Linked DNA regions of Mus musculus: all the other regions are linked to region 1. A link is a loop called in an ENCODE intact Hi-C map of the cell type or tissue named here. Cell type or tissue: gastrocnemius. All regions are shown on one strand.

Region 1 (8,000 bases):
ACACACCTACGGCAGTGACCAGCTACGTGTTATGTTATGACCAACTACTTGTTTGCTGCTGTAACTTGCTTATGCGGCAGAGCAAAACAGCTCTTGAGTTGCTTATGCAGACACTCGAGGGTTTCCTGCAGTTTTTCAGGCTTAAAAGTCCTTCCCTTGGGGGCTGAAGAGATGGCTGCGTGATTAACACTGGCTGCTCTTCCAGGCTCGAATCCCAGTACGAACACTACATGACTAACAATTGGTCACTCTGGTCCCAGTGGCAACAGTGCCCTCTTCTGGCCTTCATGGATACTTCATACAAAAGGTATGCATACATGCCTGCAAAACACCGATACACATAAAATAAAAATTTCAAAAAAATAAAATAAAAATAAAATAATAAAAACGATCCTTTCTTCATCCACCTTCTCATGTTAGTTTTAGGTTTGGCTCAAGAGATTGTTGTTCAGCCAGCCATAATCAATCAATCTTTTAATTACAATTGGATTCAGTCTCTAAGCTTTTTTCAGGGGTCGGGAACTCCATAACACAGACCTATATGAAAACCCAGGCATGACAGCACATATCTTCTGTCATTACAGAGCTGAGTGGAGACAGACAGACAGACAGACAGACAGGCAGACAGAGAGAAAGAGAGAGAGATTGAGGTCTGAGCAAAGGTTTTACTCTACTTTTTACATTTATAAAGAGAATACATATCTTACCCATTCAGAGTAATTACATGTAGTTCCTACAAATATGAATTCATTTATCCTGACTAAGGATTGAGGTTTAAAGACCTCACCTGTTCTTTATAGTCCTAGGGTTTTACACAAGATGAATTCTCTAATGTTAAATCCAGTCTAAATAAGTGTTAAGGACCATGACTCAATATAATTACTTTTGTTGTTTAGATAAAACTCCACACTTTTTTAATCCCAGCACTCAAGAGGCAAAGGCAGGTAGATTTCCCTGAGTTTGAGGCTGGCCTGCTCTGTAGTTCCAGGACAGCCAGGGACAGAGGAGCCCTGTCCTAAAAGAAAGATGAGGGCCCAAGAATAACTCCAAAGTTCATAGGCTCAAGTAGCTGGAAGAATGCTGGTGTGGCCTTATGAGAAGGGAGACATATACGGTTCAGACCTTTTTTTTTTTTTTTTTTTTTTGGTTTTTGTTTTTTTTTTTTTTTGGTTTTCTCGAGAGAGGGTTTCTCTGAGTAGCCCTGGCTGTCCTGGAACCCACTGTGTAGACCAGGCTGGCCTCGAACTCAGAAATCCGCCTGCCTCTGCCTCCCAAGTGCTGGGATTAGAGGCGTGCGCCACCACGCCCGGCCGGTTCGGACCCTTTTGTTGGTGGGTGGGTGGTTTTGTTTGAGACGGTGCTTTACTACACATTTCAAACTGGCCTTAAACTCACTGTGTAGCTTAGATTATCCTCAAGCTCACAAAAATTCTCCCAACTCAACCACCAATTCTGACCGTGAAATCCCTCTGCCTTAACCTCCAGTGTGTTGGGATTGTAGGGTGTGCCACAGATTTAAAGTAAATTTCTTTATAGGTATTTCTCCATTTCCCACTTCTTGAGTTGGTTTTACCACCTTGTAACTTAAGAGTTTTTCTATTTTACCTAAGCCTCTTGATTTATGAGTACACTGTCTTCTATCTTGCTGTTCAGTGCTGGCAACCATTTGGCCTAACTGAAACTATCACACAGTACCCAAACAACAGGAAGCTATACCTTCAAATGCACAAGTGTTCATCATAGGCCACATATAAGATCTGACATATAAAAGACTTATGTCTCTTACAATCTATTTCTCTCTTCCCTCCCCCTTTCTCCCTCTTTTCCTCCTTTCTTCTCCATCCTCCCCAACAGGGTCTCATTCAGTTCTAACTTTGAACTTGAAATCCTCCAGTGTCAGCCCCCTGAGTATTGAAAGCACAGGTGGGGCTACAGCTAGCTCTTCCTCCAGTCTGCTAATGTGGAAACAGTTAAGGCTTTCCATCACTTTTTTTTTAAATAATTGTTTATTTATTTTATGTATATGAGTATACTGTAGCTGCCTTCAGACACACTAGAAGAGAGCATCAGATCCCATTACAGATGGTTGTGAGCCACCATGTGGTTGCTGGGAATTGAACTCAGCATCTCTGGAAGAGCAGTGAGTGCTCTTAACCACTGAGCCATCTCTCCAGCCCCCTCCATCACTTTTTTTTTTTTTTTTTAAGATTTATTTATTTATTATATGTAAGTACACTGTAGCTGTCTTCAGACACTCCAGAAGAGGGAGTCAGATCTTGTTACGGATGGTTGTGAGCCACCATGTGGTTGCTGGGATTTGAACTCCGGACCTTCGGAAGAGCAGTCGGGTGCTCTTACCCACTGAGCCATCTCACCAGCCCCCCTCCATCACTTTTATTGTAAAAGTTTATAACCAAAGTTTCAAATTTTTCAAAAATATATTACTTTTAATTTTATGTGTGTATGTACATTTGCATAAAGATGCTCACAGAGGCACCCTTGGTCTAGAGTTACAGGTGGTTGTAAGGTGCCTGATGTGGGAACCCTTGTCCTCTACAATAGTACACTCCTTCAAACCAATGAGCCACCTTTCCAGCCCCCCTTTTCATTTGATTCAACATTATTTTCTAATTTAGTTTGTGATTTAAAAAAAACCCAAAACCCTCTTATTTAGAGTGGTGTTTACGCTTTTCAAATATTTATTGATTTCTCACTTTTCTAGTCCAAATATGGCTAAAAATATGTTATGTGACCAAAATCTTTCCAAATTTATTTCGACTTCTTTTAGGTCTTATATATGGCCTATAATGAATTTCTGTGTGCTTAAAGGTATAGCTTCCCATTGTTTGAGTACTGTTAGACAAGACTTCACTCACTCTGGGGCCCAGGCTGGCTTGGAACTATGTAACTTCCTTACCTCTGCAGTGTTAAGAGTCTGTATATGGGCACAGACAGGTGTTGCTTTGCTTTAATTATGAGAAGGGCAAGGTTACTTCATCATTGCTCTCTGTGGCTGACTTGGTTTTCCTCTTTCAACCCCTTCAAGACCTTCAATGTCGCTAGATTCTGAACTTGGACAAGGATTTGTCCCACAGTGGCTTATCATTCTTGCCTGGCTTGAATTGGAAGATTTTCAGCTCCAGATTTTGTTTTGGTCTAACAAACTCTTCCTATTTCTTCCCTCAAAGGTTTATTTTTTTTTTTAACGTAGAGCTCTAACTAGCCCTTTGGTATGCCAACTGCCACCTCATGGTCATAAGCAGTAGCAGAACGTGGGAATGTGTAGACCTGGCTTGAGTTGGCGTGAATAGCCAACAAGAACTCCGCCTTCATTTTGGAAGATATGCAGACCTCAAAGTCATTGCACCATCTGCCATGGTTCCGAAAACCTACATTTGAGAGCACTATTGTAATAGCGATCTGTGAGGACTTAAAAGTAGGGAAGGGGCCGGGTGTGGTGGCGAACGCCTTTAACCCCAGCACTCGGGAGGCAGAGGCAGGCGGATTTCTGAGTTTGAGGCCAGCCTGGTCTACAGAGTGAGTTCCAGGACAGCCAGGGCTATACAGAGAAACCCTGTCTCGAACCTCCCCCAACCCCACAAAAAAAAAAAAAAAAAAATGTAGGGAAGGGGCGCGGGATCAGGTAGGTCTTCTGTAGGAGATTCAAACTAAATGATCGCAACGTAGGGAACTCTCCAAATGCTCAGAAATACCACAAGTAAGTTGGGAAGCAGCAGTTTCACCCACCGGACAGTGGGCAGTTTTGTCGTTTTGCATGTTTTCCTCGAGGGAACCACGCGCACGGAAAAGTGAGGTCGTTTTAAACCCGTTGCCGAGTACGTAGGTAGGGCTAGGAGCGGAATGGTCGCAGAAAGGGTCGCTCCCAGGCCGGAGCGACTAGAAAGGCCAGGCCGCGGCCTCAGGGCGCAGAGCCACCCCAGGACTCAGCCTCAGCAGGGCCGTCCCTTCCTCCGGTCAGGAGTTTTGCGTTTCACCTCCAGGCGCGCCAGGGTGATGCCCGCTCCCCGAGATCGAGCGCAGGACTCCGGCAAGGGTGATAGTCCACAACTCAAGCCAGACGTAACTGCAACAAAGAACACTTCTCCAAACCGTAGTCAGTCCGCCCCCAACAGGGAGTCTGCAGGACGCCTGCAATGGAGCGGATGCGCGCGATTCAGCGACGTAAGGACGCGATGAAATAACGTCAACGGCACAGGGGCGGGTATCGTGACGCCAGTGACCCGCCAGGAAATACCAGCACAAGGGTGTACGCAGGCGCGGTGCTTAGACTAGGGTTCTGAGCTTGCGCAACGACCGATAAGACGCGGCGCGTGCGCACTGGTGTTTAGGGCGATGGGCGGGGTGTGGATGCCTTCGTTATGGCAGCCCGCGGTCTTTCTCAGTCTTGGGCTTCCTGACGCCTCCAGCAAGCGAGGTCTTTTGGGCCGGCTTCGCAGTTATGTACCCACCGCCGGCGCCGCCGCCGGCGCCTCACCGGGACTTCATCTCGGTGACGCTGAGCCTGGGCGAGAGCTACGACAACAGCAAGAGCCGGCGGCGGCGCTCATGCTGGAGGGTGAGGCGGGGTCCGGGCTGGGGAAGCCTTACCGAGGGAAGTACCTAGCTGGAGCGTTCGTGTCTCTTCCAGCGTCCAGAAGTTTCTGTGCTGCGTCTGGTTCTCGCAGCTTGGGTTTCGGTGTGGTTGCTTCCCCTGCCTAATGTCAGGTGCCCTGGGGATCCTGAGCTGAGGGGGCAATGAGCACAGCCCGTATGGTCCGACGATGCCTGAGCCAAGTCATGGGGATTTCAGGAGTTTTTCTCCAGTGCACGTGCAGCTGGACACATGGTGTACAGATCTTGTGCCATGTATGGGATGGTGTGCTCTGTCACCTCTAGCACTGTTCTGTCAATGTAAACTTTGCTGAGAGGGAACTTACCTGCCCTCAAGTAAGGACAAGCCTTACATAAGGGTCTCTCTGAATTGCTCTTTTAACCGAATCTGTGACAAGTGTCATTTTCCCGGCTCTTTCTTAGAAATGGAAGCAGCTTTCGAGGCTACAGCGGAATGTGATTCTCTTCGTCTTGGGCTTTCTGATTCTCTGTGGATTCCTGTACTCTCTTCATACGGCTGACCAGTGGAAAGGTATGAAATACCAGTGGTGCTCGAGCAGAGGAGATGCAGGCTGAGGTCAGATACAGTATTGCAATCCAGATAAAACAGTACCACAAGGCATGTGGTGACAGATTGGCAATAAATACAGCAGAGGGGAAAATGTGGAGCCCAGTATGACCAACTGGTGTACAGGTGACCCTGTAGGTCTTTGGGCCAACAGTGCTGTCCCTCCCCTCCCCATCAGTCTATAGCAGCAGATCAGCACTAATCACATGTCCCTACCACGTGGTACAGTGTGTTTGCCTGGGACCAGTGGATATCCTGAGAGGATCCTAGGATTCCTTCTGGGCTGCTTTAAGGTTGGAAACCCAAACATTGCTTCAGATTGCTCAAGTCAAGCTGCCTGTTTGGGCACTATTAAATTGATATGTTGCGGGGCTGAGGGGGTTGTTGTATGTTGTGTTTAAGGACACACTCTGCCAAATGCTTGAAAAAGAATTCAGCCTGGAAAAGACTGTGGTCTTCACACTTGGGAAATAGAGGTAGGAGGATCAGGAGTTGAGGCTAGCTTGGGCTACATAAAACCCTGCTCAAGCTGGGAGGTGGTGGCGCTTTTAATCCCAGCACTTGGGAGGGAGAAGCAGGTGACTCTGAGTTTGAGGTCAGCCTGGTTTACAAAGCCAGGGCTCCACAGACAAACTCTCTCCAAGATACAATGACACTAACAGCAGATTTGATTCCTCTGGGCCTTCTTGAGTTCAGTGCTTCTTGGAGGTTTCACTACCTGAAACAAATAGCACCTGTTTAGACATCTGTTCTGGAGCCTGTAATGGGCCTTAAGGTGAAAAGGTTTGCTTCCACAGCTCTGAGTGGCAGACCTGCAGAAGTAGAGAAGATGAAGCAAGAAGTCCTGCCTGTCTTACCAGCGCCTCAGAAGGAAAGTGCTGAACAAGAAGGGTTTGCAGACATACTCTCTCAGGTATTTCCAGTAAGGGCTCTGTGGGTTGTCACTGGGGTCTGTTTTGGAGCACTCTAGGTTGGTAAATGCTACCCTCTCTTCCCTGTCACAGCCAGCCTCACACTGGCTCAGGTGAGGCTGACTGTATGAAGTTGGGCAAGAAAGAGGCAGACATTTGCTTCATTCCCTTTGAACGCCACCATGACATGATTAAGCTCCTGTGTCAGGCATGTGTTGGCTGCCCACTGATGAGGAAAGAGACTTTCCTCTTTGGAGGAACCACAGAAGCCGATAGGAAGGGCAGGTGAGAGGCCAGCCGTAAATAGATGAGACAGTTAGTTGGTTGGCATGTGTCAGAGTACAGATCAGTGTTGAGAGGCGGAACCACCCCTGCCTCCATTTAAGAAGCCTCTGTCTCTGTCTGGGTGGGCAGGGCAAGGTTGAAGGAGATAGACCTTTGTAAAGTGACCTGCTGGAGCTAGGCTGGGGTGTCGAAACTGGGATCTGTCCAATTGTGGTTCTTGTGGTGCCTGAGGGACAGTGTGCTCAGGAAGAGCTGAGGAGGGAGAGGAGACTGCCCAGGCAGAGGTACTGCACAGTGGAGCAAGATGCCGCCCAGGGAAGTTACGGTGTGGAAAAGAGTGAGGGTCCCCATACAGAGGCGCCTTTGAGAAATGAGTAAGAGTCAAGGAACACTGAGCAGCTCCATCTGATGCTGTGTTGTACCTAACAGGCAGCGTGGGGCCATTATGGGTGGGTGGTATTAGAATCACCTGATAGAGGAGGCATTTCTGGGGAATCCTGGGTAGAGAGGTAGTGTAGTTTGTCTAGAAGGGGTTGGGACAGGCAGGCCTCATCCTGGAGTACTCAGTCTGAGAAGCTTAGGGTTGTGGAAATGGGGCAGATGGAGTGGAGCCCAGAGGTAGGTCAGAGGCAATAAATTCAGGGGTCTGGCAATAAAAGAGCCAGTTGCTGAGAGCTGACTTGTGATAGGGCCAGACTCGGATTTCTTGAGAGTTGGGGTAGTTGTCCACTGCAGTTGAGTTCTACATCTCTAAAGCCTTTGGCTATTTGGGTTTTGTTTGTTTGTTTGTTTGTTTGTTTTTGTGTTTGTGGTTTTTTTTTTTTTTCACATAGCCAAGGCTACACCTAGCAGATGTTGCAAGTCTTCAACTTCTTCTATGGGTAGTCTTGGGCAGAGGTAGAGTTTTCATATCCCTGAAGACTATAGGGTATCATACAAACAGGAAACCTCTGCAGATTGCCACTCTAGAAAAATGTCTCCTCAGTACTGGTTCCAGGTCAACAATGGATGAAAGTTGGCCTGGGATCCAAACATGGGATGTCAGCCCTGGTGAATTTAGGAGTGCCTTCATTCTAATCAGGGAGTGTTGTACTTTTTCTTCTTCAAAAAGCTTGTTTCTAAGTTGCTAGATGCTCACTAGAAAGTACAAGAAAGTAGACAGGCAAGTGTCTTGGTCAGGCCATAATGGGGAGAGGGGAGAATTTGCAAAAGGACAGTGAGTGTGCCATCCCTGTGGAGCTGTTCTTAGCTTGGCTGGCAGACTTGCCTCTAGACAGGGCCTGTGCACATGCTGGTTTCCCCATGGGGATGGATGCTGCTTCCTGTTTCCTTGTGTTCTTTTGCCTCTAGCTCATGAACTATCCTAACAGAAAGAATTCAGGGGTCTTGTGTGATAAAACTTTTTCTGGAGAGGCATAACACATGTTTACTCACCCCAAGATAGGAAGCCCATGACAGACCAAAGTATGGATATCACCAAAGTCCAGCTTGGTGAACCAGTGACTTTCATTGGAGTTACTTACAGGAATATGTGTGAGAAGTGACTCAAAGACAGCTGTGTGCCTACCCAGTGTGGGCTCACAGAGCTGGAAACCTGGAGCTACTGAACAGTCTGCAGGCAGCTC
Region 2 (8,000 bases), 74 kb before region 1:
TGCACAACCTCCCCCGGCTTTACTTTGGGTTCTTGTGCTGTGATTCTGCCCTCATCTTTTATATCCCTCTGATTACACACCCTGCTGAGTCTACCTTTTGGGCTCTCTGGAATATGCCTGATTTATTCAGCCTTGGGCCACCACCCAGCTCAAGGCACGTGTGCACCTCCTGCTTACGGGGATATATTTATTGCCTAGCATTATTCTTGCCATGTTCAGATAGGTGGTGGTCTTGCTACACTGACAGCATCACTGTGTCAATTCCATAGTCCCTATAGCTTTCATCTTAATAGGACATTTCACTGTAGCTATCCAGGATTTTTGAATGAACCTTTCTTCCTACCCCTTTTCTGTCAGCACAGTTCATGGCTGGGGAATCCTCAACTTTCTGCCCTTTACACAGGTTGCTTCTCACCACCATCTGCCCCTCCTTTTATTAATTTATTTTAGAGACAGGTTCTATGTAGCCCTGGCCAGCTCCATCTGCTCCTGCCTCCCAAGAGCTAGAATTAAAGGTGTGCTCCTTCCTTCCCAAGAGTTGTGTACGATTTCAGGACCCCCTTTACTCTCTGAACATCTGGCACTTTCCCTAGCACCAGGTGTGGTTTTAAGAGCTATTTCTCTCCTCGGATCTACAAAAAGAATCTCTCTCAAAGGCACCTCTCATACTCAACACGCGTTGAAGGGAAGCTATTTCTGTGCACGCTGGGACTCTTATACAGCAATGAAAACAGGATGAGGGTACACATTAGGCCAACCTTACCTTCATGTTGTCAGGAGGGTCTCCTTGGCCTGTGGTCGCACAAACAAATATCACCAGGGGCTCCCTAATGAGATTCGCCTCGAGGACAAGACACAAGTAGATGTAAGGTCTCTGGCAGCCTTGATCAGTGCCCTCCCTGCACCGCATCCCACCACCACCTTCACCTAGGGGAACAGAGTAAAAGTGTTTGGACACTTATTCCCACTGGCTACCAGGCTTTACTTTCTCAGGCCTCAACCTAGTGCCTCCCTTTCCCCTGAATCCGCTTGGGCCCAAAGGGCCTCACTCAAACGTCCTCCATCCGAGGGCGCGAAGTCCGGTGGAGGGTCTCCGCCGTAGCGCCCGAGCCTCACCACGGAGTAAGAGTCCAAAGCCTGCACGCGGCAACCTAGCCGCCGGCGCCGGGCCTCACGGCCCAGCCTCTCCGCCTCGTCCTGGGCTGTACCAGTCTGGCTGCCGAAAAGCACCAGGAGCTGTGGAACCTGCATTACTGCACACGCCGGCCAGAACCGCACACCTCACCAACTTCCCCCTTCCGCTGTCAACAGGAAATGACGCGTTTCAACTGCGCCAGCGGGGGGAGGGGCGGGGATAGCATCTGGACACCACGGGCTTCTGCTAGCCTCCGGTTCCGGGTCCGGGGTTGGGGTCCTCAGGGTCGCAGAGCCCCAGGGCCGGCGTCCAGGCCAGGTTGGGCTGCTTGCTGCCTCCCGTGTGCAGCGGCGGCAGCAGGCGGTCGCCAGGTCTGCGGTCGGAGACGTCACAGCCCGGTGCGGGGCACCGGTGGCCGGTGTTAAGCAGGCGCGATGTTATTCTCGCTGCGGGAGCTGGTGCAGTGGCTGGGCTTCGCCACCTTTGAGATATTCGTGCACCTGCTGGCCCTGTTGGTGTTCTCCGTACTGTTGGCACTGCGAGTGGATGGCTTGACTCCGGGCCTCTCCTGGTGGAACGTCTTTGTGCCCTTTTTCGCCGCCGACGGGCTCAGTACCTACTTCACCACCATCGTTTCCGTTCGACTCTTCCAAGATGGGGAGAAGCGACTGGCTGTGCTGCGCCTCTTCTGGGTTCTCACCGTCCTTAGCCTCAAGTTTGTCTTTGAGATGTTGCTGTGCCAGAAGCTAGTGGAGCAGACTCGAGAGCTCTGGTTCGGCCTGATCACGTCTCCGGTCTTCATTCTCCTGCAGCTGCTCATGATCCGGGCTTGTCGCGTCAACTAGCCTCTTGCAGTGGCTGGAAATGGAGCACTGCGCAGCTGGAGTTCTGGACCTCCCGGTCCTGACCCAACTTGGTGCCACACTGGTGGAGCTTTGGTCAGAAATCAGTGTTTGCTTGTGCCCAGTTTACTGTCCAGTTTTCTTTATATATAAGATCGTTTCCTCGAGCAAAGCTTAAAAGTGAAGTCTTGTTTATTAAAACTTATTTCCAGTTATTCATGCTCTGAATTGCCAGTCAATACTGAACTTTTCCAGCATTTGGAGACTGCATATAAGTAAAATATCCTGCTGGGCTCTGAGTATTTCCCATGGTGATGTGCCCCCTTTATAAATCAGCTTGTTCACTCAGCAGCACTGACCTCAGAGCATGTCCCTTCATCTGTCCAGGGCAGACTTATACGATTGATAAAGAGGGCTGGCATCCCTTTTCCTCTTTTCTGCCAAAGACTAGCCTTTTGTTCATTCCACCTCACAAAGACAAAGAGAAAGCAGACTGTTGAGAAAGGGCATGAATAGGGCCCTGTGTGGGTATCTGCCATCTGAGAAAAAATTCTGGTCTCAAGGCATTGCTTGATTTCCTGGCTCAACCGATTGCAGTTTTTTTTTTTTTTTTTTTTTTTTTTTTTTTTTTTTTTTTTTTTTTTTTTTAAAGATTTATTTATTTATTATATGTAAGTACACTGTAGCTGTCTTCAGACACTCCAGAAGAGGGCATCAGATTTTGTTACGGATGGATGTGAGCCACCATGCGGTTGCTGGGATTTGAACTCAGGACCTTCAGAAGAGCAGTCGGTGCTCTTAACCACTGAGCCATCACACCAGCCCCCGATTGCAGTTTCACGGACTTTCCCACCACCTTGTGGCAGGCGTCATTAATACACTTGAGACAGACAGACCTAGAAAAGGAAGCATAGACATTAGGAACGGGTGCTCACATGCTCATGGCGGTGGATACATTTACAGCTGAAATTTATTAGCTTACGGTCGGTCTTTGAGTTTATGTCAGTTGTGTGCCAAATGAGACCATTTGCTGATGGAAAAAAATGTTTCCTGAAATTAACAATATATATTTAAGCATCCCAATGTTTGCATCAGGTGAATGCTAAGACGCCCTTTGCCATGTGGTCATTAGTGCACCATGGCTAGAACACTTTGGGTGTTAGACTGTTTTCGGCAAATCCCTGTTTCTTGTTGTAGGAGATGAGTAACTTGCACTACTACCCACCCCAGCTAAAGACAATGGGCTGTATTTTGTAGAGCATGTGACACCAGAGCCCTGACTTCTTAGTGTGTAGCCATCGGTGAGCCCTGATGACAGTGCCGAAGAATTGAGATGAAAAATGGTCGTTTAAGGACAGATTTCCCGTTTTTAAAAATTAGGGTGTTGGGGGCTGGTGAGATGGCTCAGTGGGTAAGAGCACCTGACTGCTCTTCCAAAGGTCCCGAGTTCAAATCCCAGCAACCACATGGTGGCTCACAACCATCCATAACAAGATCTGACTCCCTCTTCTGGAGTGTCTGAAGACAGCTACAGTGTACTTACATATAATAAATAAATTTTTAAAAATTAGGGTGTTATGCAGCAAAGACTTGCCTCAAACTCACTCTGTAATCAGTGATGACCTTTTTACTTCCTGTTTTATATGATTTTGGAAATCAAATCCAGGGCAACATACATATTAGACAACAATTACTATTGCTGCTGCTGAAACAGGAACTCACTGTAACCTTGACCGGACTAGAAACTCACTCTGTAGAACAGGCCTCTAATTCATAGAGGCTGGCCTTTGCCTCCCAAGAGTTAGGATTAAAGGCATACACCACCACATCTGGCTTAGGCAAGTGTCCTACTAACTGAACTACATTATTATAGTTTTTACATTTAAAAATTATTTGTGTGTATGTATGTGTGAATGCAGGTGTATGTGTACCATACCACTTATGCAAATTATTTGTCAGCCTTGTGATATCAGAGAGCAAACTCAGGTAGCCTGGCCTGCTTGCAAGTGCCTACTCGCAGGGCCATCTCATAAGTTCTAAATTTTACATTTTTAAAGGATTTAAAACAGGATGTCACACTGTTTCCTGGAGTGGCTATAAAAGAGAAAGCTGGAAATTAACAATATATATATAAGCATCTCAATGTTTGCATCAGGTGAATGCTAAGATGCCCTTTGCCATGTGGACAGGGGATCATAGGGCTGGGGTCATTATTGCACCATGGCTAGAACACTTTGGGTGTTAGAATATTTTTGGAAAATCCCTGTTTGTTTTTTGTATAGCCCTGGCTGTCCTTGAACTCACTTTGTAGACCAGGCTGGCCTCGAACTCAGAAATCCGCCTGCCTCTGCCTCCCGAGTGCTGGGATTAAAGGCGTGCGCCACCACGCCTGACAAATCCCTGTTTCTTGTTGTAGGAGATTGCACTACTACCCACCCCAGCTAAATCCCTGTTTCTTGTTGTAGGAGATTGCACTACTGTTTCTTGTTGTAGGAGATTGCACTACTACCCACCCCAGCTAAAGACAATGGGCTGTATTTTGTAGAGCATGTGACAACTGGCTTCATAGCTGGAAGCCAGCCTGACCTGTGAGACCCAGCCTGAAAGAGAGAAAGCAGGAGGGAGAGAGGGGGACAGGGAGACAGGAGAAAGTCTAAAGGAACATCAGTTGGCAGATCAAATGTGACCTGCAGAATACAGGGTTCCTCACTGTGCTTAGCCATTTGACTGGGATCATTCTTCGGTTTTGTTTTTTGAGACAGGGTTTCTCTGTGTAAAAATAGCCCTGCCTGTCCTGGAACTCCTTTGTAGACCAGGCTGGCCTTGAACTCACAGAGATCTGCCTGTCTCTGCCTCTGCCTCCTGAGTGCTCGGATTAAAGGTATGTGCCCCCGGCAGCTGACTAGGTCTTTCTTTAACAAAACAAAACAAGACAAAACAAAACAAAACAAAACAAAAAATTCTGTGTGGATATGCAGCACACATGCAATGTCCATGGAGGCCAGAAGAGGGCATTAGAACCCCAGGAACAAATTACAGCCATCCAGGTGCTAGGATCCAAATTCAGGTCCTCTCTCTCTCTACAGGGCAGCAGGTGGGTGTTTTTTGTTTTGTTTTGTTTTGTTTTGTTTTGTTTTGTTTTGTTTTTTGGGGGGGGAGGTTGTTTGTTGGTTTGGTTTGGTTTCTGGAGACAGGGTTTCTCTGTGTAGACCTGGCTGTCTTGGTCTGTAGACCAGGCTGGCCTTGAACTCGGAAATCCGCCTGCCTCTGCCTCCGAAGTGCTGGGATTAAAGGCGTGTGCCACCACCGCCCAGCTGCAGCAGGTGTTCTTAACACCTTACCAGTCCCTGGGCCATTTATTTTGGATGAAGAAGAGACTGTCCTGAGGATGTAAGAAGGTTTGTAGTGTGCCTGGTCCTTCCATACTGGATGTTTGTAGAAACCTTCATTTGCAATAACCAGAAGTTCATCCTGACATTGCCATGTTTCCCTGTGACAGAACTGTCCTTGCTTAGAATCACTAAGTTAATAACTTAGTGTGGTCCTTTGCAGAACAGGTATGCTGGTCTGTGCTCGAGTAGAGCAGCTCACACCTCCTCAGTCATGTCACATGCTGACTGACGCTGAGGGAATGAGTCAAGGGCTGACTTGTCTCATTTGCCCCCAGCTAGAAAAAATTGTCTCCAATCCAGGATTGGGCGGATTTTTTTTTTCTCAAAGCAAGATACAAGCTGAACTTTGGAGTGTTTTCCTTGTAACATTTCTTAGATTTTGTTTTGTGTGTTCCTGTTTTATTTTGGTAATTTGGAATTCTGAGTATAAAAGCCATGAGTGGGCTGGTGAGATGGCTCAGTGGGTAAGAGCACCCGACTGCTCTTCCAAAGGTCTGGAGTTCAAATCCCAGCAACCAAATGGTGGCTCACAACCACCCGTAATGAGTTCTGATGCCCTCTTCTGGTGTGTCTGAAGACAGCTACAGTGAACTTACATGTAATAAATAAATAATAAATCTTTAAAAAAAAAAAAAGCCATGAGTCCTGGTGGTTCATCAGAAAAATTGGATATAATATTACCGGAGGATCCAGCAATACCTCTCCTGGGCATATACACAGAAGATGTTCCGACTGGTAATAAGGACACATGCTCCACTATTTTCATAGCAGCCCTATTTATAATAGCCAGAAGCTGGAAAGAACCCAGATGTCCCTCAACAGAGAAATGGATTAAAAAAAAATGTGTACAATGGAGTACTACTCAGCTATTAAAAACAATGAATTTATGAAATTCTTGGGCAAATGGATGGATCTGGAGGATATCATCCTTAGTGAGGTAACCCAATCACAAAAGAAGTCACTAGATATGCACTCACCAATAAGTGGATATTAGCCCAGAAACTTAGAATACCCAAGATACAATTTGCAAAACACAAGAAGATCAAGAAGAAGAAAGACCAAAGTGTGGATACTCCATTCCTCCTTAGAATAGGAAACAAAATACCCAAGGAAGGAATTACAGAGACAAAGTTTGGAGCTAAGACAAAAGGATGGACCATCCAGAGACTACCCCACCCGGGGATCCATCCCATAATTAGCCACCAAACCCAGACACTATTGCATATGCCAGCAAGATTTTGCTGAAGGGACCCTGATATAGCTGTCTCGTGTGAGGCTATGCCAGTGCCTGGCAAATACAAAAGTGGATGCTCACAGTCACCTATAGAATGGAACACAGGGCCCCCAATGGAGGAGCTAGGTAAAATACCCAAGGAGCTGAAGGGGTCTGCAACCCTATAGGTGGAACAACAATATAAACTAACCAGTACCCCCAGAGCTCATGTCTCTAGCTGCATATGTAGCAGAAGACTGCCATCATTGGGAAGAGAGGCCCCTTGGTCTTGCAAACTTTATATGCTCCAGTATAGGGGAACACCAGGGCCAAGAAGTGGGTGTGTAGGGGAACAGCTCAGGGAAAGAGTATAGGGAACTTTTGGGATAGCATTTGAAATGTATATAAAGAAAATATCTAATAAAAAATAAAACAAATATAAAAAAAAAAAAAAGCCATGCGTCCTAGAAGTTCCCTTTGAAAAGGTGATTTGAGGGCTGAGGCTATAGCTCAGTAGTAGAGTGCTTTCAGAAGGCTCTGGGTCTAATCTCTGGTACTACCAAGGGTAAATAAATGACTTGGGAAAGACTTCTGGAAAGCTGAAATTCAGTTTATAATTGCCAGTTTATATGGAGTGTGCCAGTGAGTAAGTTAAAGATCTAGCTAAGATGATGCCAGCTGTAGGCTGCCATGCAACCCAGAAGCCTAAAGGTACCTATCCCTAGGCTGAACTTGTATTTGCAGAGACCCACATTCCATGAAGCAGAGTCCCCTGGAAGGCAAGTGGCACCAGGGGCAGCAATGCCAGGCCTCAGCTGGCTGTGGTCTATAAGGCAGACAAAGGAAAAACACATCACCAGTCTGTAGCCCCCACCTTCCTAATGCCTCCAAGCAGTTGCCCTACTGTGTATGCTGGGGAGGGGTATATATTGCATACTATGCAGCGATACCCAAAGAAACTTTTCAAGACTTATCTGTCATGAGATTATGGCCCTTCAGAGTCACTAACCCCCTGTCCATTCTTGGAAGTTGGTGTTTCAACAGGAGTTAGTGGGACCTTTACCCTTGTTTTTGTACTTTTCTGCATGACAGACTGCCTAAATGTGTGAGGCTCAGTTGTTGTTGTTGTTGTTGTTGTTTTTCCGAGACAGGGTTTCTCTGTATAGCCCTGGCTGTCCTGGAACTCACTTTGTAGACCAGGCTGGCCTCGAACTCAGAAATCCGCCTGCCTCTGCCTCCAGAGTGCTGGGATTAAAGGCGTGCGCCACCACGCCCGGCTGAGGCTCAGTTTTTATGTGTAACCTGTGTGTGCGCAGAAACAAGGCTGCTTCCTTGATGCCTCCTACACACAATGGATACTTGGCAGGACCATGGGTGGCAAGCTGTGCACCAGATATTTACACACATAGTAGATCTGG
Region 3 (8,000 bases), 60 kb before region 1:
GCTTCCTGCTTTTGTGGGTCCTTGGTCCATTCTGTGGCATGTGCCAGGGTCATTTGCTGCCTCAGGACAGGCTCAACCCTCCTGCCAGGCTAGTCTTCCATCCTGTTGGGCCTCTGGCTCCTTCCAGGAGAAGAGGGGGAACCTGAGCTGGCTGTTGGTGTCCTGTGCCTAGGAGTTTAATATTTCGAGCCCAGCAAGACTGCCCCATCTGCTGCAGGCAAGTGCTCATGTTCATTACCAACCCACTAGGCTGAGCTCAGCTGAGAGGACCAGCGAACCTCAGCAGTCATTGATTGTGGAGGTGGAGCTCCCAGCCCAGGTAGCAGACAGGAAGATCATGACAGAGGGTTGCCCACAGCTTTCTGGCCCTTAAAACCAGGCCACTAGGAGAAAAGGGAGAATTTGATTATGAAATTCCAGAGCCAGTGAGTGAGGCACACAGTAGGGTAGGAGTTGAGAATCACTGATGCTATTACCCTAGACTCTGAATAAAAAGTGGGACTCCCCAGTAGCCCAAAAAATAGGTGGTACTTAGCACCAACAGCCCAACTGATGGGTGTTAGCCTCTTAAGCGGGCCTCTGACAGTGATGGTTGGTGCTAGGATTCTTCCCAGAACATGAAATTAGCTTTAAGAGCAGCTACAGGTATAGGGTGGGATAGGTGGATCCTATAACTCTTGGTAGAAGTCTTCTCTCCCTGTTTAGCACCTCTGCCTAACTGGGTGGTAGGGCCCCTGCTGACATGGCTCTTACTCCTAGATGAAGATCTCCTTCAATGACAAGAGCCTGCATACAACATTTGAGTACCCTTCTGAGAGCTCTCTGGCACAGGAAGAGGCGGAGGAGGAGGAGGAGGAGGAAGGAGAGGAAGATGGTGAAGAGGAGGAAGTGGGGCCTGACTCAGAGAAACCCTTCACAGTTTTCTTGCCCCGGGCCACATTTGTAAGCAGTGTGGGACCTGAGAGCAGCTCAGGTAATCGCAGCCGTTGGACTGGGCAGCCTGGGAGTGGGATGTGGACCACACTTGCAGGTATCCATGCCTGTTGTCTTCCGTTCACAGGTCTGTCCAGCTACACTCCAAAGCATTCCATGGCCTTCAGCAAGTGGCAGGAACAGACACTGGTGCAGACTCCAACTGATGTGGAGCTCCCACCGAAGGAGGTCATGGTAAGCCAGGTGGAGGGTGCTGGGTGAACACCCAGATCACCAAAGGAGGCTGACTGGCTTGGGGAATGGTTGAAGCCTGGATAAGCCTTAGTGGTATATTCTATTCTTTCTCTCAGCTCACACCTGCCAGTCAGAACGACCTCTCGGACTTCCGCAGCGAGCCAGCCCTCTATTTCTGACCCCTGCAACTGTCAGGATGGCCAAGACTTAGCCCCAGGTGTGGTGGTCCTGGAAGCCAGTCAATACCCAGGAGCCCTGACTGTATTCTGTGCCCCTCTACCTGGCTCTCCCTGCCTTCTCTCTCTGTTACCTCCTTTTGCCTTTAGGGCCAGATCTGAATCTCACACCAAGGATGAACAGGTGGGAACTGCCTGTGGGACAGGCTGACATCTGTCCATACTGTCTCATCTGTGATGAGGTGGAGGCCTGAGCAGATCTTGTCCCAGAGTGCTGTCGGAAATTTCAGCTCCTACCTTTTGAGGAGTGGCCACTGCGAGGAGTGAGAGGCTACCCTAGTTATTTGTTCTTTGCCGAAATCCAAGCTCCTGCCCTCAGCGAACTCAGCTACTTTTCATGAAAGATGGCAGGGTGTTTTTTCTTTTTTTTCTCCCCTGATATTGGATTCAATAAACAGCACTGTAACAAGGCTGCTTTTGCCTTCTTTACACAGCTCTCAGTCTGAGAACAAGGTCCTAACTTGGCACCTGTGTGCAAAAAAAGCAAAAGGGCCCCAGCCTGGTACTGTCACACTTTGAGCTTGCTGGTCTGGCTCTGGCTTTTGTTCTCTTCCCACTGCAAGTCTACTACTCTCTCTCCCAGAGCTAGTACTGTGGGAAGTGGACCTAACCTCTGGGCTCTGCAACTCCCATGACTCAGGGGTCTAGATGCCAGAAGGGAGGAAGGTTAGTGTTATAATTGACAGGATTCAGCACAGGGCTAGGAGCCTAGTAAAGTAGCTAGTCGTGTATCACACAGGAATGGGGCTAAATGGAACTTTGGAGATCTTTTCTCATGTTTGATTTGGATACCTCCCGATGTATAAGCCTGTAACAAGGCTATAGCAACAGAGATTCCCAAAAGGCTAGGGGAATGCAGAGCTGCCTGCTTGGAAACTGTTCGCAGAGGCCTTGGCAGCCAGTGTAGGCCATCTGCAGGCACCGAATGTGTCTTCTTTTCCTGTCACTGCTTGACTAGAGCTAAGGAGAATGTTGAAGTAGGTTTCTCTCAGAGAGTAAAAGCCCAGCTTTATAGGTACTTTTTTTGTTGTTTAAGAAAGGGTTTCATACTATGTCCCAGTCTGGTTTACAGTTTACTATGCAGACATGAATGGCCTTGATTTTAAGGCGATCCTTCTTCCTCAACGAAGGATGACAGGTGTAAACTACCACAGCTGTTTTCTGGATCTTTTTGGTCACCAAATACTTCCAAACTTTCCCCAGAAGCTGTGACAAAGGGCTGGGTCATAGGGCACATGGAAATAGTAAGTAAGCAACACATGTGGTTGGAAGATGGGTCCTAACAGCAGCAGCAGCAGATTGGACCAAACAGAACTTACTGTCCCTGTCTCTATCTCTGAGCCAGGTTCTGTATTGAGCACCATCGTAGAGCAAAGCCCCTCACAGAAAAGTGGTTTGTGTTCTGGACTTGGGGAAAACACCAGCACCTTTGCAAAGAGAGTTAAGGGCTAGGGCTGACCTGTGTGAGGTGAGTACTTTCAGCATTTTGTGTTTTGAAGATAAGAAAGGGAAAAACTGCAGGTCTTCTTACCAACAGGATATATGGTAGCTAGCAGACACAGATCTTGCAAAACAACCTTTATTGAAACACCAGAGGCCATGGGGATGGGCCCTAAGGTTTTGGTTCTGGAGTCAAGATTCTTTCTTCAACATGTCTGGCCTGGGGCCCTAGTGGCTGGGGAGACAAAGTGAGGGGCTCCCACAGTACTCAGACCAGGACCAGGACATTCCTGGTAGCCCAAAGGGATTCAGGAGCTTCAGAGAGAGGCCCCTCATGGAGCTGCTCAGGGTCCCCACAGCACATGTGAGTACGGAGCTGGGAACACCTCTTCCATTGGACTGTCCTAGGGCTTTTCTTGTCTAGGCAGGTGGAGGTCAGAAATTGCCCCTCTGGGCACCAGAGATAAAAGACATCTGAGGCCACGAAGAACAAAGATGCTTTAGGACAGACATGTTGAGGACTAAGCAGCCATAGGCCACGGCTGAAACAGGCACTCGTCAGCTGTCCTTGCCTCCACTACTCTTCTGGTCTGAAGCTGTGGCTTTAGTCAGGTTCCCAGCTTCTCTTTTGAGTACACTAAGCAGAGTCTGAGAGCTCTCCAGGATCTGGGGCCAGAGAAATAAAAGGATGTTATTTCTCTGGTAGGAAGGTCCCATTGCCTCAGGCTCTAATAATGGAGGATGGAAATCTCAATTTGGTCATCTGTGCTGTAGCCAACTGGTTATGGAGTAAAACCATCCTCCCTTCTGCACCTGTCCCAGAGCTCTTCCACCCTGCAAAGCCAGGCTGGGTTAATTCAGGCCCACACCGTGTACTCTGTCCAATACACCAATGCTCACTTTTGGAACCCACAGACAGCCCACTGTTCCACCTACAGCCTCTGAACCACAATGGGCCCTACCTAGCCTCAGATGGTAGTAAGGCACTCACAACAGACATCTGAGAGCCCCACCTTGAGGTAGGCGGCCTCGGTTTCTGCGATGGTCCGGTCAAACTCGTTGCGAGAGGCGATCTTGCGCGCCAGGTTCTCGTTGACGCGGGCCAACTTCTCCGTGAGCTGCCTCACCTCATTCTGTAGCCGCTGCTTTTCGTCCTCCTCTTGCTGGATCTGCCGGCACAGCTCCTCTCGCTTCTGACACAACTCCTCGATGCCTAGGGTGGGTGGGAAGACAGAGCTGTGGGTGGGGACTCGTGAGCTTCCGACCCCAACCAGCAATGACAGAGGGGCAGGCCGCAGAGCGGGGCTCGTGAGGCATGTCCACGCAGCCTCCCGAGTGGGTCGGCCGGCCCCGGCCCGCGGCCTTCAGTGCCCGACGCTCACACTTGACCAACTCGTTGTTGTAGTTCTGCAGCGCCGCGCCCTGTTGGGTCATGGTCTGCACCGCGTCCGGAAGCCTCAACCGCCGCCTGCACAGCTAAGTCCGCACCTGCGCACTGCCCACAAAGCGCGCGGGCTGGTGAACGTCACGGCTGCGCCACAGGTCCGCGCTTGCGTCATCACCGTGCGCTCTACTGGGCGGGTCTGTTTTGTGGACAGTGATGGAGGCCGAGGGTGTGGCGGTGGCGGCGGCGGCGGCGGCGGCGGCGGCGGCGGCGACAATTATTGCCTCCGATGACTGCGACTCTAGGCCTGGACAGGAGCTCTTGGTTGCCTGGAATACTGTGAGCACCGGTCTGGTGCCGCCGGCCGCGCTGGGGCTGGTGAGGCCGGGGAAAGGTTGTCGGGCCTGTGCAGATTTCCCGCGACTTTGCATACTTTAGGGGGTCCACCCTTGGGGCCTCACAGCTCCGTGGCCTGCCTGTAGTGGGCTTGCCTCCTTCCTCAGCTACCTGATTTGTTTGGTTCCCTGGCAGCTCTTCGGTTGCTGGGTTTTTCCATGCCCCTCCTCTCCCTTTACCCCTATTCCGCCCCTCTGCTCACGGTTTTCCGTGCTCCAGGCGTCTTCCCGGACCAGCGGTGCAGTCCCACCAAAGGAGGAAGAGCTTCGTGCAGCGGTGGAGGTTCTGAGGGGACACGGTCTGCACTCTGTCCTGGAGGAGTGGTTCGTGGAAGTGCTGCAGAACGACCTTCAAGGCAATATTGCCACGGAGTTCTGGAATGCCATCGCTCTGCGAGAAAACTCTGTCGATGAGCCCCAGTGCCTTGGGCTGCTCCTGGATGCGTTCGGTCTGCTGGAAAGCCGCTTGGATCCCTATCTGCATAGCCTAGAACTCCTAGAGAAATGGACTCGTCTGGGCTTGCTGATGGGCGCTGGAGCTCAGGGGCTTCGGGAGAAAGTTCACACTATGTTGCGGGGAGTCCTGTTTTTTTCCACCCCTAGGACATTCCAGGAGATGGTCCAGCGCCTCTATGGTCGTTTCTTGAGAGTCTATATGCAGAGCAAGAGAAAAGGAGAAGGGGGCACAGACCCGGAACTAGAGGGTGAGCTAGATAGCCGGTATGCCCGCCGCAGGTACTACCGACTTTTGCAGAGTCCTCTGTGCGCAGGATGTGGCAGTGACAAGCAGCAGTGCTGGTGCCGGCAGGCACTGGAGCAGTTCAACCAGCTGAGCCAGGTCCTGTGAGTACTGCTTCCTAACCATGCTGCGGTTTCTCTGCAAGCTTCATTAGTCCTGAATTCAAAAGACCTCTCAATAGAGCTTATAGACTAACTGGCGATGTCTTTTTTGCCCATACTTGTAACCAGGGATTATTGTTCATCACGTTTATACTGTCCTGGACATAGGCATAGGGTGTGTGTGCAGTATCTTTATGGGGAGAGCCCTCCTAGGTAAGGGACAGATGTGTGTTGTGGGTTCTCCATGAGCGGGGATCTTTTCTAGGCATAGGCTCAGTCTGCTGGAGCGGGTTTGTGCTGAGGCCGTGACAACCACCCTGCATCAGGTGACCCGGGAAAGGATGGAAGACCGCTGCCGAGGAGAGTATGAGCGCTCTTTTTTGCGTGAGTTTCACAAGGTGAGAATCACCTCTCTGGTCTGTTTCTTGTTAAAGGCAAAAGTGGAGTTGTGGTAGACCTGATACCAAACAGTAGGCAAGTTGACCAGGAGTGGTGATGGTTGAGGTTATCCTGGTGCTGTCTATAGAAGCCAGTCCTGGATCCTGATGACAAGAACAAATCTCGTATGTACTAAATAGGTCGTGCATTTAAAATAAAAATTTTAAATCCTGGACCAGAGGTAGCTACAACGAGTTTCCTCAGGTAGGTGTGGCAAGACAGGCCTACGAGACCCTTTTCTTTCCACTGCCTACAAGTTTCCATTGCCTACAGTTCCCTTCAGGATTAACCTGTAACCAGTGTACACTCTAGCATGGAGCTAGGGTGTCCCAGTGAATGCTTCTGGTTGCCCATACTGTTGAGGTATGGTTTGTATTGTGAAGAAGCTAGGTTCAGCCCCATGAAGCCATAGACCTTGTTTCTGCTTCACTCCGTACTTCCCATTCTTCAAGAGTCTATCTGCTGTGGATGCATATTAGCCATGATGGGGAGTGATTAAAGTGGGTGTCCCAGCAGTCTTGGCCTAGAGTCGTAAACTTGGAAACTCCTGGGCAGTAGAGTGTAGACTTGATACTTCTGGCCTCTACACACAGGTTGGGGCACCTCTAGGGTCCTGCCAAAGGTGTGTGGTTACTGAGTCAGAAGGGAGCTTTTAAATGTTATTACACCTCACACACTAATGATCTTTCACAGTGGATAGAGAGAGTGGTTGGTTGGCTTGGCAAAGTGTTCCTTCAGGACAACCCCACCAGACCAACTTCTCCAGAAGCTGGGAACACACTGCGTCGTTGGCGCTGCCACGTACAGAGATTCTTCTACCGTATCTATGCCACCCTACGCATCGAGGAGCTTTTCAGCATCATCCGAGGTTGGTCCTGCCTCTTAATTTTCAGGAGCTACCTTTCCCAGTGATTGCCTTTGCTTTCCCTTCTGCTGTTGGCAGGGTGGTGAGCATGGTAGACTCCCTCTGACATGGCTCAGAGTCTAGGTCAGCATTGAGCAGGTGCTTCTAAGTATCCACCTCCCCCTTCTTCTCCCTCTAGCTCTGGTCCCACTTGCTCTGGCCCATAGGCATTATTTGTTTCTAGTTATGGATGGTTGTGAACCACCATGTGGTTGCTGGGATTTGAACTCATGACTCCTGGAAGAGCGCTCAGTGCTCTTACTGCTGAGCCATGTCACCAGCCCCTAGGTATCCACTCTTGTTTCTTTCATCTTGGTTCCTACTTAGGACTGGCCCCATGTCATGTGTGGTTATTATAATCAAGTGTCAATATATAGAAGAATGTAGGGTAGAGCTGGAGAGATGGCTCATCAGCTAAGATGGCTTGTTGCTCTTACAGAGTACTCGGGTTGTTTTGAGCACTTATGTAGCAGCTCACAGCCATCTGTAACTCCATTTCCAGGGGATCAAACACTATCTTCTGCCCTCCACTGGTACTAAGCATGCACATGGAACCTATACATATGGGCAGGCAAACAGTCCCTGTAAGCAAATACATATAGAAACATTTTAAATCTTAAAAATTAAGGTTTGGGGGCTGGTGAGATGGCTCAGTGGTTGGGAGCGCCGACTGCTCTTCCGAAGGTTCAGAGTTCAGATCCCAGCTACCACATGGTGGCTCACAACCATCCATGACGAGATCTGACTCCCTCTTCTGGAATGTCTGAGGACAGCTACAGTGTACTTATATATAATAAATAAATAATTAAAAAAAAAAAGGTTTGCGGCCAGGTGTTGGGGCACACACGTTTAATCCCAGCACACGGGAGGCAGAGGCAGGTGGATGGGTATCTGTGAGTTTAAGGCTGGCCTGGTCTACGGTTCGAGTTCCAGAATAGCCAGAGCTACACAGAGACACTCAGTGGTCTCAAAAAACTAGAAGGGGGGAAAAAGATTTGAAGGCATTTTTGATTAATTGCAATTGTTGTCATTTGACAACACTGTTTATTTCTATTTTCCCAAGAACTAGTACAGCTTGAGACAGTTGAGCTATCTACAACTGTAAACCATGGGAGGGATGACTGGTGTGAGTCAGGGCAGCTGTTGGAGCTTTAAGTGTTACTACACCTCACACATTAATGTTGCACTAATGATCC

What was found. A loop is a pair of places that touch in the nucleus more often than their neighbours do. Peaks named below come from ENCODE experiments on the same cell type or tissue, not always from the same donor. Only the 100,000 strongest peaks of a DNase experiment are listed, where the experiment ranks them.
Region 2: it touches region 1 in a loop (4-fold over the local background); 6 of 42 quality-filtered maps call a loop at or near these places.
Region 3: it touches region 1 in a loop (2.9-fold over the local background); 23 of 42 quality-filtered maps call a loop at or near these places.

What each region holds. Positions count from the first base shown.
Region 1 is chr2:25,328,401-25,336,400 of GRCm38, forward strand. Man1b1 (mannosidase, alpha, class 1B, member 1) reads left to right here and starts at 4,343. Exons shown (of 13, transcript NM_001029983.2): 1 at 4,343-4,576; 2 at 5,035-5,143; 3 at 5,977-6,092. The coding sequence starts at 4,460. It overlaps AA543186 (expressed sequence AA543186), which reads right to left and starts at 4,171. Exons shown (of 2, transcript NR_027448.1): 1 at 3,748-4,171; 2 at 1-321. In gastrocnemius, CTCF peaks have their summits at 287 (motif pointing left) and 4,081; DNase peaks (open chromatin) are centred at 262 and 4,273; H3K4me3 peaks cover 2,314 bases; H3K27ac peaks cover 1,502 bases.
Region 2 is chr2:25,254,101-25,262,100 of GRCm38, forward strand. Ndor1 (NADPH dependent diflavin oxidoreductase 1) reads right to left here and starts at 1,314. Exons shown (of 14, transcript NM_001082476.2): 1 at 1,117-1,314; 2 at 764-841. The coding sequence starts at 1,251. It overlaps Tmem203 (transmembrane protein 203), which reads left to right and starts at 1,339. Exons shown (of 1, transcript NM_177344.3): 1 at 1,339-2,252. The coding sequence starts at 1,570. The coding sequence ends at 1,980. In gastrocnemius, CTCF peaks have their summits at 2,846 (motif pointing left) and 4,976 (motif pointing right); DNase peaks (open chromatin) are centred at 1,347, 1,948 and 2,849; H3K4me3 peaks cover 2,343 bases; H3K27ac peaks cover 2,058 bases.
Region 3 is chr2:25,268,073-25,276,072 of GRCm38, forward strand. It overlaps Tprn (taperin), which reads left to right. Exons shown (of 4, transcript NM_175286.4): 2 at 760-973; 3 at 1,061-1,167; 4 at 1,284-1,814. The coding sequence ends at 1,346. Ssna1 (SS nuclear autoantigen 1) reads right to left here and starts at 4,346. Exons shown (of 3, transcript NM_023464.2): 1 at 4,226-4,346; 2 at 3,857-4,056; 3 at 2,967-3,509. The coding sequence starts at 4,277. The coding sequence ends at 3,402. Anapc2 (anaphase promoting complex subunit 2) reads left to right here and starts at 4,394. Exons shown (of 13, transcript NM_175300.4): 1 at 4,394-4,605; 2 at 4,843-5,465; 3 at 5,728-5,860; 4 at 6,594-6,768. The coding sequence starts at 4,444. In gastrocnemius, a CTCF peak has its summit at 4,263; DNase peaks (open chromatin) are centred at 140 and 4,357; H3K4me3 peaks cover 2,985 bases; H3K27ac peaks cover 2,818 bases.